Regions from separate parts of the Homo sapiens genome. Here region 2 is linked to region 1. Evidence: chromatin contacts called from ENCODE Hi-C data. All regions are on one chromosome and are shown on one strand. The core of a region is the stretch at or near the end of the contact, and the rest is flanking DNA. Distances in the headings are between cores, read along the strand shown.

Region 1 (6,146 bases), core at 2,072-4,571:
GAAACACTCTTAATTTCACAACTTTTAACTTACAAGGAATAAATTCATTCTTAAAATACAAGGCTCTTCCCATGTGAGATACTGATTAGAGTTATTTACTACTGCCAAAACTTTTAACATTATAACACCATGAGTGGTTCTACTTCTCAACCACCGACTTAGTGCATGTTGTGCATAGTATACTTACTATATGGAAAGTATAGTAAGAAAGGCTCATTTTAAAATTCTCAAATCCAAGGATAGATAGCGTATTCTAATGAGAAAGAAAACAAAACTGCTCAGCAACATTTTGCTCCCTTAAAAGCAAATGATTTTCAAGCTGGAAAGTATGGAAACCTCACTAAGAGAGAACTAAGGTGCAAGCAGAAGAGGTCATTTTAAAATAGTCCATGCCTTCACATTCTGGTGAATTATATTCCAGGGTACCAAAAGAACCTGCAGATGTCAGCACAGAACTATTCTGACAACCTCTATAAAAACATGGAGAAGAAGGGCAGTCTCAAGAGACTAGAGATTCAAACAGAACTTTTTTCCCCCAGTGTTTTTATTTTTAATATTCAAAATTAAAAGAAAGAATTAGAATTCCTAGACTTTACAGACTAATAGTTTGACATCTATCTCTGGCAAAATTCGAAACTTAAACATTAAACAAGGAAAAATGAGGGGTGGAGGAAAAGACTGCGGATTTCTAGGAACTAACAATTTGCTAAGAATCATTCATTTTTAAACTAATGTTATTTACTTTTGTGGTAGATCAGGGAATATGCAAGATCTTTACTTTTCAGCAAGACATTTTTCTCATAATGTCCTTATGGAGAAGACTGCTCTATGGACTAGAATAGTTTGATAAGAAAGGGCTGAGTCCAGCGAATTCATTAGTTCAAGCAAAATCTACTGAAGGCCAACTAGATTTCCAGCCATTATCGTACTTGGCACTTTCAATACTTTGAATTTTAACAACCACCCTGAAAGGCAGATGTTACCTCATTTTATTGATACTGAAGTTTCTCAAGGTCACAAAGCTAATAGGTATCAGGGCCAGACTCCAAAACCAGCCTCCAAAAATCCAGGACCATTCCTACTGTGCCACAGGTTTCTAGAGGTACCACGGTCACAGTAAAAGGACTTGTCCTATCTATTATCAGTGACTTGAATGTCTGGTGAATAAACTCAGCAAATGTGTAGGTGACACAAAACTGAAAAGTAGAATTAACATGATGAATGACATAAGATTAAAACGTCTATCTAACAAACTGCAAACCATACAGAGGCTTTAAGTAATACAAGCCAAGAGAAAAAAGAAATTCAGATTCAAGAAATGCTTAACTGCATAATTTAAAAATTAATAAAGCCTACCTTTATTTTTGTCTCCTTTGCTTGACAGCAAAGCACACGGGGTATGGAGGTGAGGTTTTTAGTCAACTTCTGAGTATTTACTACAAATGCCAATTAAGCAATAGATTATTTTATTTGAAGATGGCAGCTCATTGCACCCTGCACTGTTTGGGTTAAACTGACTTATTGAATTCAATTTTGGGCTAAGGATCTTTAGCACAGAGAGGGGTCTTAGGTAAGGAAGGAAACATAAAAACTAGTATTTATTGAAGATAACTAACATTTACTGACTCCTAGGCACCTCTACTAAGTACTTTATTAATATTATTAATTTAATCCTCACAGTAACCCTAGGGTTAGACAAAGTATATTATTCCCATTTTACAGATGAGAAACTGAGGCTCAGGGATCTGAAAGGCTGTCAAGCAAAGGAGACAAAAATATTATTTTGTATCACTTTAGACCTTTCATTTCTTAACTATTTTTGGGTCATGGACCCTTTTCAGACTGACTAAAGTTTCAGATCCTTTTTGCAGAAAAATCTTGTTTCTAAGTTCACAGTTGGAGCGCTATTGGCCAGGTAGGACTAATGAGAAACAGGTACTGCTTCCTAAGTGATTGTCAGTTCAGCGTAAACAAGGCCTTGCTAACAACAGAAAAGGAGGAACCCGTCAAAATGTAATGAGCTTCCTGTCACTGAAGTGTTCAATCAAAATGTGGCTGGCCTGTCAGGAGTGCTACAGAGGAGATAATAAAATGGATTGGAGGTTGGTCTACAATTTTAAAGCATCCTTTTGTTACAACATTGTGTGGACCTAAATAAGTAATGATTATAATTTTTGTTTAATGGCAAAACAAAATTAAAAACTGAAATTATTCTTCCAGACCATTCTGCTTGAAAGCAGAATGCCTAAATAATGTTATTTGCCATCTATTTATGATAGCCATGTTAGGTGTTTGAAAACAGCCTCATCCAAAGGGAAAAAGGAATAGCCAACTGTTGATCTTGGTTTGATTTATACTTTGTCATAATAAAAGTAGATTCCCTATTCCTCCGAATTCTTATCTAAAAATTTCCCTGAGAGAGCTGCCACATACACTAGATCCTAAAAAGATGGTCTTTGATAAGAACATTTACTAGTTTACAATTTTATGTTAACCTAATTCCCTAAAGGATAGGGGAAGGGCTGGTGTCAGACCAGAGACAAGAGAGACAACTCCAATTGTTCCGCTTTGCTTCTTTGACCCCTTAACTCATGGCTAAAGGATCTTACCCGTCTACTCCTCTTAATTTCTTATTTGCATCATTTCACCTCAATATTCAGCCTCCCACAGCTCCAAAGAGCACGAGAGCTAATACTTTGCTCATGATATGCCATTCAGAGCACAAGCCTGACAGCTTGGCATATCAATGCAATGTTCACGGGCAAATCTCTTACCTGAAAATCTTCACTCACTCTTCAGGTAGGCAGCAGGGTGGAATTGCAACTCATAATGAGATACCTTTCACTGGGAAGCCCAGAACAAAATTGAAGGGGTAGGGGCTAACTCTTCTCGATTAGGGGACGGAGATGTGAGGCTCTATCCACGGCAGCTGGCTGAGAACGGTCTCGTTTAATTAAAGCCTCCTGTAACTCATGGGTTTCTGCCATTGAAAAATCTAAAAGGCACAGCTGACAAGCAAAGACCGACAGACACCCGCCCTTCACCAGTCACCCACCTCCCAGATGTTCACTTACACAACACGTTGCCCGGCAGCTGCGCGCCCATGGCACGTCCGGACAGCCGTGGGGTCCCGGAGGCAGCCTGCGCTCAGGCCCGGGGCGGGTCTCCGAAGCTCCCGGAGCAGCCCTGTCGTGGGAGGGGGGCTTGCTGGCGTCTGGGCGGGCGGCAGCTGAGGCCGGGCGGGGGCAAAGTGCAGTCCAGCTGCCAGGGCAGCGGCGCCGCCTTCTCGCCGGCGCCCGGCTCAGCCAAGTGGCAGCATGTGGAGGACGGGGCGTCCTTCGGCGGCGCCCGGGCTCCCGGCCCCTCCTCCTGCCGTCGCCGCCGCGCCCGCCGCGCGCTCCTCGCGGGTTCGCGGCCCGCACCTGGCCTCCAGATGGCCGCCCAAGGGCGCTCGGCTCCAGGGCGCGCCCTCTGGGAGCGACCCACGAACTTCGGGTGGCAGAGGGTTGCCTCGATACTTCCTCAGGCGCAGGGTCCGAGGCAGGGGCGGGCGGAGCGGAGCTGGGCTGCCAGCCGGTTGGTCTGGGCCACCGCCCTCACGCCCCCCGCAACTACCAAGCAGCTGCCGGCGCCGCAGCGGGAACAGACCCGCAAAGGTCAATGAAAGCAGAAGCCAGCGAGGCATCGCAGAGGTCAATGAAAGTAAGAGCCAGCGAGGCATTTCGCTGGCCCTGCCCCTGGTCTCGGCCCCCTGGGCTGCGAACTCTCCTGAGCTCCGCCCTGGTGAGAGGGGGCGCTGCCCTCCAAGGCCTCTCCCCCGCGGGGCCTGCCTTGGGACAACAGGTGCTGGGCCGGGGCACTGAGCCCGCCTGCAGGGGGCCCCGCAGCCTGGCCGCGGCCTTCCCAGCTAAGGGTTCTGCGCTTGGGCCGGGCAGAGCTGCCAGACCTGCTTTGACCTGAAACCCCACTCTCGCAGAGCTAGGCCAGGGATTCCGCCCTTCCCACCTCGTTTGCACCATGAGTATGCAGAGCAAAAGTGTTGGAAGTACTTAAACATTTAAAGGACATATCCATTTTATACTTTTCCATACAGAAATACTCAAGAACATTTTCCAAGCGTGTTTCTCTTTCAAACAAAGTATCTCTAAAGGCCATTTTCTCACTCTTTAAAGCATTGAATACCACTGCCTCAAAACATGGCCATTATTGAGTTACACTTCCCCGCACAGTCCATGTGATGCCTGCATCTGCCCAGCATGATTTCTAGCAATAGTAAAAGTCCCAAGAGAACTACAAAAGAACCATTATTTTCCTTGTGTTCTACAACGGATTAGTCAATGCGAAATTCATGCTTGAAGGGACCTTAGTGATAATTTTGACTCCACATTACAGATGAGGACACAGAGGCCCAGAGTTCAGCAGTACAACGAAAGAGAGTGGAACTTAAAAAACTAACAATCTATAAACTGAGACTTAGCTCTTTGAAGGTACATTATAGTAAAAAATAAACCTAGATTGCAGAAGAGTTGAGAAGTTTAAGTTACACAAAAATCTATCCCAGAATCTCAGATTTTAAATGAATCAAGCATTCTTATTTTTATCCAGGCTTAAATTAGCTAAGGTTATATACAAACCCAGTGGCCCAGAAATGTAATTTTTCTTCATGCTAGTATGATTAATGGGATTGGAGTTGGTACATCCTGACAATCATAGAATGTAAGTATACCTATATTAATTGATTTTTCTGATAAGTATCATTTTTTTTTTCTTTTTTTTGAGATGGAGTCTTGCTCTTGTCGCCCAGGCTGGAGTGCAATGGCGCAATCTTGGCTCACTGCAACCCCCACCTCCCAGGTTCAAGCGATTCTCCTGCCTCAGCTCCTGAGTGGCTGAGATTACAGGCGCCTGCCACCATGCCAGGCTAATTTTTGTATTTTTAGTAGAGACAGGGTTTCACCATGTTTGCCAGGCTGATCCCGAACCCCAGACCTCAGGTGATCCATCCGCCTTGGCTTCCCAAAGTGCTGGGATTACAGGTGTGAGCCACCGCACCCAGCCAGTATCAATTTTAATGTATACAAATTGATTATACTTACATAAAACAAATTATTCAGTTCTACATATTTCAGGCACACCATGCTAAATAATTATGCTCAAATGCAAGGTTCCACTTTTAGGCCTAGTTCTTCACTTAAGTTATGTAATTTTCTTGTGCTCTTCCTTCCCCAGCTTTAAACTTCTATCAACCTAGTGCTGGAATCATCCTTAGGAGACCCCTGGGTTCCACACTGAGGGGATGGCGTCAGTTCTTGATGTGATCTAGGCAGAGGAGACACTTAGAAATTTGTGTTTTTTACTTCCCAGTTACCAGGTCAGAAGGAAAGAAAAAGTGGGTGAGAGTCTCTGGCCTCCATCAGAAGAGAAACCCATAAACTTGAAAATTTCTTTCACTCAGTTTGAGAACAAATTGGACCAGCCTTTGGTCTACAGATGAAGCGGGCCATGAGGGAGCGAGGCCTACACACCGAGCCAAGCTGCTCCTGCCAGGCTGGAGCCTGACCCTTCCTTCGCCATCATAGGGCTGGCCAAGCTGGTGGGGGAGACCCAGGTCAGGTCTGGCAGGGATGACTAAGGGAGGACCTAGCCCGTGGCCTCTGCCATCTGCCCGGCTGCCCTCATGGGTGTGCACTGGAGAGAGTAGAGCAGGAGGGACAAGCCTGGGGCTGGTGGGGAGACCGCACCACCACCCTTCTGTGAGTGGCCCTCTCTGCTCTCCTCTCTGTGGGGCCTCTCTCAGGTCCAGGCCAGTGTGAACAGGTACTTGCAGGTTGGGCCTGGAAAATAGCCTTGACTTCTCTCCTCAGGACTGCAGGCCATGCTTCTGGTCAAGATGGTGCCATGTAAGACTTGGAGGGAAGATGCGTCGAGGGAACTTGGCGCCCTCTGCCCCTGGGATTCGGGAAAGCTGGCTCTCCTCCCAGCTGCCCAGCCTAGAACTGGGAGTCAGGGCATAGCATTTCTGCCCCTCTGTCCTCACCTGGGCTTGAACAAGGATAGAGGCAACAGGAACCAAGAACTCCTCAAACTGGTGGTGGCAGAGACAAACTGCAGGATTTTGAAAGTGCTGAGATAACTTTTTAAAAGCT
Region 2 (5,727 bases), core at 3,150-5,649, 330 kb before region 1:
TGGGGGTGTAGGGGTAGAGAGCTCCAAGCATCTGATCCCATCTTCATGGCTAGTCTTCATTAATCGTTGAGAGCTGTACCACCAATTACCAGGTAATTAGAGCTCACTCAGAATTCACTAGAGTCAATGGCAGAAGTACTTGGACTCTGGGTTACCTAAAATATCTTCTTTTATTCAACATTTTCTTTAATTAGAGTCAAAGACTGCTTTAGTGGTATCAGCTGTGCTTATGAGATACGAATTAGGAAACAGAAATGAATCATAAATGACTGAAAGGTATTATTTGTATTTAGGACTTTCTTTTCTCTTAGGTTTTTAGTTAAGGCTTATGGCCTTTGGAGTATAAAAAGAAAAATGAAGTAACCTCTATTGTGACAGCTTTGTTATGTTTCTCCTCAGTCATTGAGTCTGAGCAGCTGTTTTCATGTCAGGTGCACAGATGGAGATGGTTCTTGCCCTTGAGGTATACTTGCTAGACATAGGCATACATTTCTATCTCTTTTAAGTATTAAAATGGAGACTTGCCCAGGAACTAAGGGTATATAGAGAAAGCCAGGAGAGCTTTCCTGGAGAGATATTACTACGCTGAATCTTAAAGAATGAATAAAAATAACCAGACGAATAAATGCGGAGGGCTTTCCTGATGGAGAGAAAGCCCAGTTTGGTACCATCAGGAGATAGGCAGTGCTGTCAGTGCAGCAAGCAAGGTGGGCATGGGCCAGATGCATGGCAGCCATGCTAAGCAATCTAGTCCAGTCCTGTACACAGTGGGGTTTAACCATGAGACATTTTAGTTGGTCCACTCTGACTGCTGCCTCTACAGCAGTTATCAAACCAGTTGCTTAGGACCCAGGCAGATACTATGGTGAGTGATGCTGAGCAGGGGTAAGGCAGCAGTAACCAGGAGGACTGTGGGAAACTCTACAAAGCAACCTCATTGAAAACGGGGCTGTTACCACTCAGCTTGAGCTGATTGCTCATGTGTGGGAATATGAGTCCTGTATTGCCAGATCTGCTGGTTTTCTAGAAAAATTGGAAATGGGAATTACGATTAGAATGTGAAATCTCAGGATTTTTAAATGTTGGCATTTAAAAGTAAAAATAATTAAAAATAAAAATACATTGAACAAACAAAAATCACACCAGAGACCATAAATACTCATTGGCTGGTGGGATGTGGCCCATCTGTCTTCTGGCACAGCAGGTGGATATAAAGGGGAGGCCCCTGTGGCAGGAGAACAGTTATCAGACATCACAGTGGTCCAGGCGAGAGCTGATGAGGGCCTAGGGTAGGACCATGAGACCAAGGCTAGAAGAGGGAGTGAATAAATGTTCAAGAGGTAAAATTGGCTGTGAGGAAGGACACTATGGTGACTGGTAGTTTATGGAACTGGTGACTGTGTGTGTGTGTGGCAATATCACAGGGTTAAAATTGCACCATTGACAGGACAGGGAGCCCGCACAGAAGATGCTGGCGGGGCTGAAAGGCAGCAGGGCAGGGTTGGAGGGTTGATGCTGACTGGGTCTCTCTTTGCCCCATCTGCCCGAGGCAAACAGTGACTCGGAACACCAGAGGTCTTTTGTCAGTGAGGCTGGTCCCCCAACATCTTCCAGGTCCCTGGCCCTTTGCCAGGCTTGTGGCCTGAGGAACTCAGGATAGAGTTCCTTCTTCCTTCCCTTTAACCATCCAGCTCCCTGCCAAGAGCAGAGTGTGTTCTGCACAATGGTTCTTTTGTGCACTAGCTGTGTTCTATAATAATCAAAATGTACTATAACTTCCTCAACTTAAAATTTTGCTAGTGAATAATTATATAAAGAATTAGGGGATGAAACAGGAACTTATAGGTTAAATAACACACCAGAGAAATAATACCTTTATTTTGTATAGTACTTTCTAGTTGCAAAGAGCTGTTTACTTATATTTTAATAGTATATGGTAACTACTCTTTTGATTATCCTTATTGAACACCTACTATAGGCCACTTACAGTGCTAAGAACCCTACACAAAATATCTCATTTAACCTGTACAGTGACCTATGAAGTAGATGAGGGAGATATTATTGCTTTCATTTTAATTTTTTTCATATGAGCAAAGTGAGGCTCTGAACTGTTAAGGAATTCCCCAAGTTCATATAGTGAATAAATCTCAAAGCCAGGACTATGTCCAGGTCTTCTGGCTTAGCATCCAGGGTTTTTCCTTCAGGGAAACCATGCACAGGTATTCAGAAAAGCAGAAGGAGATTATATCACTGTTTCCTTGATCTAGCTCATCAACTATAAGATCTTTAAAAGATAATAGATTTATCAATCCTAACCCTCAAGAAAAAATATATATATACTTAAATATATATTATATAAATATATCCTAATAATTCTGATGCTCATTTATATTTCAAAATCTCTGGTTAAATTTAAAACCACCTCAAAATATTTTTAAAAACTCATTATAAATAAAACAAATGTTTTAGGCCGGGCGCAGTGGCTCATGCCTGTAATCCCAGCAGTTTGGGAGGCTGAGGTGGATGGATCATGAGGTCAAGAGTTTGAGACCAGCCTGACCAACATGGTGAAACCCCATCTCTACTAAAAAATACACAAATTAGCCGGGCGTGGTGGCGTGCGTCTGTAATCCCAGCTACTCAGGAGGGTGAGGCAGGAGAATTGCTTGAATCCCAGAGGTGGACATTGCAGTGAGCTGAGATTGTGCCACGGCACTCCAGCCTGGGCAACAGAGCGAGACTCTGGCTCAAAAAAAAAAAAAAAAAAATTAAATTTAATTTAAAAAATAAATAAAACAAATGTTTTAAAAACCTTATTATTGTTACTATTTTTATGAGAGTCTTAGATTCCTAAATTTTTAGATTCCTACATTTTATGAGATTTAGGATTTTCTTGGTTGGAAAAAGAAAGTTCTAATCATGATCCACTCGTCATGTAATACAGGAAAAATTACTATAAATTTTGTACAATATTTGCTCTTTCTCTCTAGGATTAGAATCACCACCACTAGGTGGAAGTGATATCCCACAAATCCTCCCAGGTTCTTGGTGTGGAGAGTAAATGGTCAGTGTTCTAGAGGGTCTGCATAAAAGGACATCTCAAAAGCTTGCTTCTATTAGTGCCCAAGAAAATCAACAGGCCAAGCATAAAAAAACAAAACAAAACAAGCTTTTAATTGCCTCTGTGATTAGAAATCACCGAGGAAGAAAAATACAATTAACATCTGTATCAGAAATTGATTCTCAAATACCTTAGGACATTATTTATGATAGTCCAGGAAATGGGGAAATACACTATTAGGCCCAAACTACATGTTCTCTATACCTCAGTCATGATAACAGCAATAAAAAAGTATAGATATGATATAGAGGAAGTTAAGAAGTATTATTACTGTTACCATCTAAGAAATGTATTTTTGTAAATCTTTTTTTTTTTTTTTTGAGACGGAGTCTCCCTCTGTCGCCCAGGCTGGAGTGCAGTGGCGCGATCTCGGCTTACTGCAACCTCTGCCTCCCAGGTTCACGCCATTCTCCTGCCTCAGCCTCCCAAGTAGCTGGGACTACAGGCGACCACCACCATGCTCAGCTAATTTTTTATATTTTTAGTAGAGACAGTGTTTCACCTTGTTAGCCAGGACCGTCTCAATCTCCTGACCTCGTGATCCGCCTCCCCAGGCCTCCCAAAATGCTGGATTACAGGCGTGAGCCACCGAGCCTGGCCTATTTTTGTAAATCTTAAGGATTGAATTAGGAAGTAATCCTGCAACCACATGCCATGTTTTAGGAAAATGGAGCAGTGGTTTACATCAAAAGAGCTGGTGGTGAAATATCTTACGGAAGACGAGTACAGGGAGCAAGCTGATGCTGAAACGAACAGTGCTCTGGAGGAGCTACGCCGGGCCTGCCGAAAACCCGACTTTCCCTCATGGCTGGTCGTCTCCAGACTCCACACTCCTAGCAAGTAAGTCCCGCTCTGCTGCTCGGACCATAGTTTAGTTCAGAATGATTTAAAAAATAATATGATGGTTTGGTACAGGCACTTCAGGGTAGAAATAGACTGTTTCCCTGGATAACAGATGATGTGGAAGTTGTCAGAGGTCCCTTTTCTCAGTACTGTGACTTTGCACAGTAGAACTGCTGATGTCAGAATAAATATTTATCTGATGTTTTATAGGGAAGGCTATAAAGATAACTTCCCTATGCGAAGGGAAGGTGGAATAGGATGTGTGACCTGCTTCTCACCCTATTGGTGGGGAAAATCTTTTTTGTTTTGTTTTGTTTTAGATGGAGTCTTGCTCTGTCACCCAGGCTGGAGTGCAATGGTGCAATCTCAGCTCATTGCAACCTCCGCCTGCCAGGTTCAAGCAATTCTCCTGCCTCAGCCACTTGAGTAGCTGGGATTACAAGGCGCGGGCGCCACCATGCCCGGCTAATTTTTGTATTTTCAGTAGAGATGGGGTTTCACCATGTTGGTCAGGCTGGTCTCTAACTCCTGACCTCGTGATCTGCCTGCCTTGGCCTCCCAAAGTGCTGGGATTACAGGCATGAGCCACCGCACCCAGCTGGAAAATCATTTTTAAAGTTCACTAAGAAAGACGTCTGTCCCAAAATTTTTCCTTATTGCTTTCTCTTCCTCATAACTTTATCCAAATAACAGTGCCCTCAAATTAAAGATGGAAGGGGGAAGTATTTGAAACAAAATAATGAATAATAATAAATTCAAACTAATAAAAAATAGAGACAAGAAGGAATTAGAAAACAGGAGTGAGTACATTTGGCTTACTTAGTGCTTATATATCTGCCCTAATTCTCTGCCCTTTCCATGAATAGCTGTTTTTAGAGGGATCACATAAGCCATTCCCATTTTTACACCCACTGTGTAAATGCCACCCTGTATTGATGCAAAGTCAAATTTAATTAAAGGGGATAAATAGCAAGGGAACATGTTATCTTTCAAATAAACCTTCCTGAGATAACATTAACTTTATTTAAAACAAAAAACTTGTTAGATTTGCAGACTTTGTTCTTGGAGGAAGCCACTTGTCACCTGAAGAAATCAGTCTGCATGAAGAGCAGTATGGCCTTGGGGGTGCCTTCTTGGAAGAGCAGCTCTTTAACCCGAGTACTGCCTGACATGCGACCTTCAAGTTGACTTCATTCTGGACAAGGAAGTGGGCAAAGGGCAGGGATTCTATTAAAGTTAGGCAGAACTGTTCTAGTGAACGGTGGCAAAAACATTTGCTGTGGAGAAAAACAAGTCAGTCTGGAAAGGGAAACCAACCCATTTTGAAGATAACTTAGCATTCTTGGTGACTTCTGCTACTTATTGTACTGTAGGTGGATACCAAAATTCTGTGACAGCCACTACCACTTACCTTGAATGAAGGCTTTCATTAGGAACAGGGGAATGGCGTTGTTCTTAAGGGGCTAGTAAGCATGAACAGGTGCTTTGTCGACACCAGGGCACTAAATCTGGTCTTAATCCCCTGAACCTGTGTCAGAAGACTCTGCAATACTCTTCCTATAGTTCGTCAGTATAAGTCCTTAAAGAGACCTGAGACATGCTGGACCAGTGTTTTCCAAAGTACAGCTCACAGGCTACTACCAAGTGTTGGTCAATAAAGGTATTCTGAGGTCAACTAAGATTGATATAAAGTTAAACTAATGTATTTCAGTATCTCTCAGAGGCATTCATAATGCTCGTGTGCACTGTGAATCTCCCAAAGG

The links. Hi-C counts contacts between places; a loop is a spot of excess contacts on that map. Pooled maps may share reads with other maps.
Region 2: a map of K562 shows a loop between it and region 1 (10-fold over the local background). The contact joins the enhancer-like site here to the promoter of AKAP19 in region 1. A Hi-C loop is called at or near these places in 2 of 168 maps with a recorded cell type or tissue (HepG2 and K562), 1 of 37 single-sample maps with no recorded cell type and 7 of 50 pooled maps.

What each region holds. Positions count from the first base shown.
Region 1 is chr2:190,178,038-190,184,183 of GRCh38, reverse strand. AKAP19 (A-kinase anchoring protein 19) reads right to left here and starts at 3,321. Exons shown (of 2, transcript NM_001042519.2): 1 at 3,075-3,321. RefSeq lists an enhancer at 2,568-3,367 and silencers at 3,146-3,595, 3,866-3,965.
Region 2 is chr2:190,508,595-190,514,321 of GRCh38, reverse strand. NEMP2 (nuclear envelope integral membrane protein 2) reads left to right here. Exons shown (of 9, transcript NM_001142645.2): 8 at 3,785-3,961; 9 at 5,010-5,727. The coding sequence ends at 5,133. Among named protein-coding and RNA genes, the nearest start is that of NEMP2, 23 kb to the left of the region's middle. Within about 2 kb of position 4,399, at least 2 of the 41 ENCODE cell types and tissues checked have a DNase peak (open chromatin) inside an H3K27ac peak, as active enhancers do.